2 separate regions of the Homo sapiens genome follow, and region 2 is linked to region 1. Evidence: chromatin contacts called from ENCODE Hi-C or POLR2A ChIA-PET data. All regions are on one chromosome and are shown on one strand. The core of a region is the stretch at or near the end of the contact, and the rest is flanking DNA. Distances in the headings are between cores, read along the strand shown.

What was found. Hi-C counts contacts between places; a loop is a spot of excess contacts on that map. ChIA-PET counts read pairs that join two places held with the same protein, here RNA polymerase II (POLR2A). Pooled maps may share reads with other maps.
Region 2: a loop to region 1 is called in a map of B cell, with 14 times the contacts of the local background. The contact joins the enhancer-like site here to the promoter of BPHL in region 1. A Hi-C loop is called at or near these places in 4 of 168 maps with a recorded cell type or tissue (B cell, CD4-positive, alpha-beta memory T cell, endothelial cell of hepatic sinusoid and 1 more), 5 of 37 single-sample maps with no recorded cell type and 14 of 50 pooled maps. POLR2A ChIA-PET finds 5 or more read pairs at or near these places in 2 of 52 experiments (activated naive CD4-positive, alpha-beta T cell and naive thymus-derived CD4-positive, alpha-beta T cell).

What each region holds. Positions count from the first base shown.
Region 1 is chr6:3,117,451-3,119,983 of GRCh38, forward strand. BPHL (biphenyl hydrolase like) reads left to right here and starts at 1,261. Exons shown (of 7, transcript NM_004332.4): 1 at 1,261-1,397. The coding sequence starts at 1,291. LOC107986556 (a long non-coding RNA gene) reads right to left here and starts at 1,197. Exons shown (of 4, transcript XR_001743928.3): 1 at 339-1,197. RefSeq lists an enhancer at 495-1,130 and a silencer at 1,169-1,558.
Region 2 is chr6:3,025,905-3,028,437 of GRCh38, forward strand. It overlaps LOC101927759 (a long non-coding RNA gene), which reads left to right. Exons shown (of 3, transcript NR_152848.1): 2 at 849-967; 3 at 1,041-1,530. Among named protein-coding and RNA genes, the nearest start is that of NQO2, 27 kb to the left of the region's middle. RefSeq lists enhancers at 1-85, 1,054-1,213. Within about 2 kb of position 1,272, at least 11 of the 41 ENCODE cell types and tissues checked have a DNase peak (open chromatin) inside an H3K27ac peak, as active enhancers do; they include B cell, where a contact is called at or near this core.

The DNA.
Region 1 (2,533 bases), core at 11-2,510:
TAACCTTTATAAAGCTGCAATTATACAGCCAAAAGAAAAAAAATTAATTGTGGTAAAACATACATAAAACTTACCACTTAAACCACTTTTAGGTGTGTAGTTCAGTGGCAGTAAGTACACTCACAATGTAATGCAGGCATCACCAAAATCCATCCCCAGGACTTTTTCATCTCTCCAAACTGAAACTCTGTCCCCATGAAACACCAACTTTCCATTCCCCCTTCCACCAGCCCTCAACAACCCCCATTCTATTTTCTGTCCCTATAAGTTTGACTCCTCTAGGTACCTTATTATATAAGTGGAATCACACAGTATTTGTCTTTTTTTGACTGGCTTACCTCCCTCAGCATAGTGTCCTCCAGGTTCATCCATGTAGTAGCAAGTGTCAGAATTTCGTTCTTTGTTCAGGCTAAAAAATGTTCCCTTGCATGCACAGACAACATTTTGCTTATCCATGTATCTGTTTTTGGACACTTAAATTGCCTCCACCCTTTTGGCTATTGTGAATAGTGCCGCTGTCAACGTGAGTGTAAAAACATTTCTTCTTGTACACCCTGTTTTAAATTCTTTTGGGTTATATACCCAGAAAAGAAAATGCTGGATCATATAACTGATTTGTTGAGGAACCGCAGTATTGTTCATCACATGGCTGCACCATTTTACATTCCCAACAGCAATATACAAGGGCTTCAATTTCTCTACATCTTCACCAACACTAATTTCTGGGGGTTTTGCTAGTAGCCATCCTAATGGGCGTGAAGTGGTATAAACAAAATTTAGATCCCATCATCTCCGAAAAGCAAATACACTTCCTAGTACTAGTCAGTACTAAATAGGTGCACAGCGTTTAGAACTTTACTTGATCCAACATAGCAGCCTGCCTAGAGCCGGAGCCCCGCCCACTCCGGAGTCCCGCCTGGACGCCGACGCAGCGAGGGCGCTATGGCTGGCGGCCTCGCCTCCTGGAAAGGCCATGGTCGCTGAGGCGACGAGCGAGGGCGGGGCAGCGCCGACGGGGACACTCATCCCGGGAGCCAGAGCCAGCACCGAGAGGGGACGGTCTACGCGGGTGCCGGCGGTTCCAGGACTGCGAAACCACGAGCCGAGTTTCGGTCGCCCATGGGAAAGCACCCGGCAGGGCGTGGCTTCGGGGCGGGGCGGGCAGAGGGCGGAGCAGGATGGAGAGGCGAGGTGGGCGGAGCAGAGGGCGTGGCTTCGGGGCAGAGTGGGCCGGGTACCGCGCTTGGTCTTAGCGCATGCGCACTCCCGGCAGCTACGCGACCTGTGACCATGGTGGCTGTGCTGGGCGGCCGGGGCGTGTTGCGCCTGCGGCTGCTTCTCTCAGCGCTGAAGCCCGGGATCCACGTCCCACGGGCCGGACCCGCGGCCGCGTTCGGGTAATGGCGGCCACCTCGCCCCGGGGATCCCCAGCATCGGCGCGCTCGAGGGGCGGCGGGAGGGGCGCGTGCCGACAGCAGGAGTTCCCGGCGCGCGGGCACGGGGCGTGGGCGCGGCCTGGCTGCCCTGTCGCCCTTTGTGCCGCGAGACCCCGATCCTGGGGGCCAGCCGCGCTTGGTGCTCGAGCCCCTCGATCGTGCATGCGCCTCGGTCAGCCTCAGTTCAAGGAGTCTGGAGCCGTGGAGGCTTGGGCTATAGAGTGCAGCCCCTTCAGTGTGCAGACCAGAGAGACCCAGGGAGATACATTTGCCTGTAGTATGGACTCACCCGTGACGGAGCACGGACTAGAATCCCAACGCCCTCATTAGTCCATTGCTCTGTCCAGAGTCCACACTAAGGGCATAAGGACAATAATCTCTTCTTTCTCTTATGTCAGAAATCAGCCTGAGCCTGAGTACCGCTAAGGCTTTAATCACGGGTCCCGAGAGCCCTAAGTCTTCTCTTTGCTTGCTGATCTCGTACCTTAATGTGCAAAAGAATCACGTTGGGAACTGAAAATTCAGAATCCTGGGCCTCACTCCCAGAGGATCTGATCTACATGTGTGGAGATGCCCAGGAATCTGCTTTATTCTCTTTTGTCCTCCCACCTGTCCCCCCATTTCAGGTAAAACAATAACAAAAAAACTGGATTAATTTCTGACCTTCTGTCTTGAAAATGGATACTCTTGGTCCCAAGAGATACTGGGCAGAAATGTGGATAGAGCGGCATGAAGCTTGTTTTACTTTATTCTCTACATACATCCCTACACACATGCAAACACACGTATACAACGAACGTACACAGTGCATGTGCGCAGTTGACTGTTGATGGGCTACTTTCATAAAGTCAGTACTAGATAGGTACACAGCGTTTAGAACTGTACTTGATCCAACATAGAAACTTTTAGTTTGAAAACTTGATTTAGAAGGAGAAAAGAGGGCAAATCTGACCAGCTTTTAAAATTTCATATTGCAATTGACTAGCTCCTTTAATTTTAGAATTATTATAAGATGGTCAGGGCTATTTTGATAGATGGAAAAACATGTTAATGGCTACAGCTGTATAAATTAACAGTGAAAATGATTATTTTTTCCA
Region 2 (2,533 bases), core at 22-2,521, 92 kb before region 1:
AAGAGAGACCTTTCTTGTTTCTGGACTTGGAGCTGTGATGAAGTAAGTGGGTCAGGGGCCAACACATAGACAGCGTTGGCCTACAAATGCAGCCCAGGCAGAGGACGGTGCAGCCAAGCCACACAGAGAGACAACTTCCTAGTGACACGCTGTGAACTCCTGCATCCACCCCTGCCTGAACTGGAGCTTTTCCTCTTCAGCTCTTCAGTTATGTGAGGCAAGATGTTGCCTTTTTTGCTTAATGCTGTGAGTTGAGTGTACAGCAGTTACAATCAAAGAATCCTAAATAATGCTGCAAGCATGGTGACTATCTACATGGGAATATGCAGTACTCCAGTGAAGACAAAACATAAATTAATTTTGGAATCTGATGACCATAATCTAAAAACATTCATAGAGGTATATAAAAATTATAACAAAATTTAAAGTAGCATATCTCCTCATGAAGCAGGTTAAGTGTATACACAAAGAAGGAGGAGGAAAAGGTGAGAAAGAATCTGCCCTTGTGGGGAAGTGACAGAGGCAGAAGAGGCTGATGCAGTCCTGCATCCAGGCCCAGCTCTGCCAGCAGCTGAGTACCCCTGAACAAGCTCCCCCACCTCTTCGGGCCTCACTTTCCCCATCTATGAAAGAAAGGGAGTCTAGCTTCCATAGCTGCCCCAGCTGATACGCAAGGTGCCAGTGTGTCCTCAGTCCTGTCAGGAGAAACCTTCCCCACTAGAATCCCAGGAGGAGCTTGAAATCCTGTCTGGGATCCTGACGGCCCAGGTGCTGACCCTGCCTCGGGTTGTGTCTGCTAAGAAGTCTGATTTCTGCTCATCTCTCCCCATTTCTTTCTTCCCATAAAGTGGGCTGATGCGCTGGAACGTCGATGCAGCCAGTGATGTGTTTGATGAGAATGTATTGAGAGTAAAGCTGCCCAGAATCCAAGTGTGTGTCATCTGAACTCTTGAATCATGGATGGAAGGTATGTCCTCTGTTGATGTCTCGCAGCCTGAGCTGACAATCTGTAAGAAGGTTTTGTTATCTTCATGTTACAGATGGTGAACCGAAACTTACAGAGCTCAAGTCACTTGACCAGGCTCCACCCCTACAAGAGGCAGCACGCAAACTAAAAACCAGGCGGCCTTTTCCAAAGCTTGTGCTCTGCTCCACTGCTGGAAGGAACCCTTCGGGGAATTGAAGCAGCACTGAACAAAGGCCATTTTTAAGAAGCGACACCAGAAACCTAAGGCGGGGTCCCCGGCTCAACAAGGATCTCATGTTTTGTGGGTCAGAGATTCTTGTGTCGTGTCTGGGTGAGGTCAAAAACCATGCAGAGACTTTCACTTCCTGTTCTGTGGCAGACAAGACATCTGAAAAGCTCTCCTGCAGCAACACTTCTAGATGCCAAGTAAATCACAGCAAGTGCACTTTTAAATGTGTTACTAAGATCATAAAAATGAAGGAAAATGCCCAAGCATATCCCCAACCCCTCACCCCACAACCACCACCACCACAATAAACAAGTTGCTGACAGTGGATTGGCAAGCGAGAGTGGAACCTTAGGCTGCGTTGGCATCAAATACTAATAACCAAGCAAAAGGGAGCAAGACCAGGCCTGGGGGCTGTGCCATTGAGAGGTGACCGCGTGCTGGCAGTCCTCACAGCCCTCGTTCGCTCTCGGCGCCTGCTCTGCCTGGGCTCCCACTTCGGCGGCACTTGAGGAGCCCTTCAGCCCGCCGCTGCACTGTGGGAGCCCCTTTCTGGGCTGGCCAAGGCCGGAGCCGGCTCCCTCAGCTTGCAGGGAGGTGTGCAGAGAGAGGCGCGAGCGGGAACCGGGGCTGCGCGCGACGCTTGCGGGGCAGCTGGAGTTCCGGGTGGGCGTGGGCTTGGCGGGCCCCGCACTCAGAGCAGCCGGGCGGCCCTGTCGGCCCCGGGCAATAAGGGCTTAGCACCCGGGCCAGCGGCTGCGGAGGATGTACTGGGTCCCCCAGCAGTGCCAGCCCACGGGCGCTGCGCTCGATTTCTCGCCGGGCTTTAGCTGCCTTCCCGCGGGGCAGGGCTCGGGACCTGCAGCCCGCCATGCCTGAGCCTCCCCCACTCTCCGTGAGCTACTGGGCAGCCCAAGCCTCCCCCAAGAGCGCCGCCTCCTGCTCCAGGCGCCCAGTCCCATCAACCACCCAAGGGCTGAGAAGTGCAGGCACAGGGCGCGGGACTGGCAGGCAGCTCCACCTGGGTGAAGCCAGCTGGGCTCCTGAGTGTGGTGGGGACGTGGAGAACCTTTATGTCTAGCTCAGGGATTGTAAACACACCAATTGGCACTCTGTATCTACCTCAAAGTTTGTAAACACACCAATCAGCACCCTGTGTCTAGCTCAGGGTTTGTGAATGCACCAATCCACACTCTGTATCTAGCTATTCTGGTGGGGCCTTGGAGAACCTTTATGTCTAGCTCAGGGATTGTAAACGCACCAATCAGCACCCTGTCAAAACAGACCACTTGGCTCTACCAATCAGCAGGATGTGGGTGGGGCCAGATAAGAGTATAAAA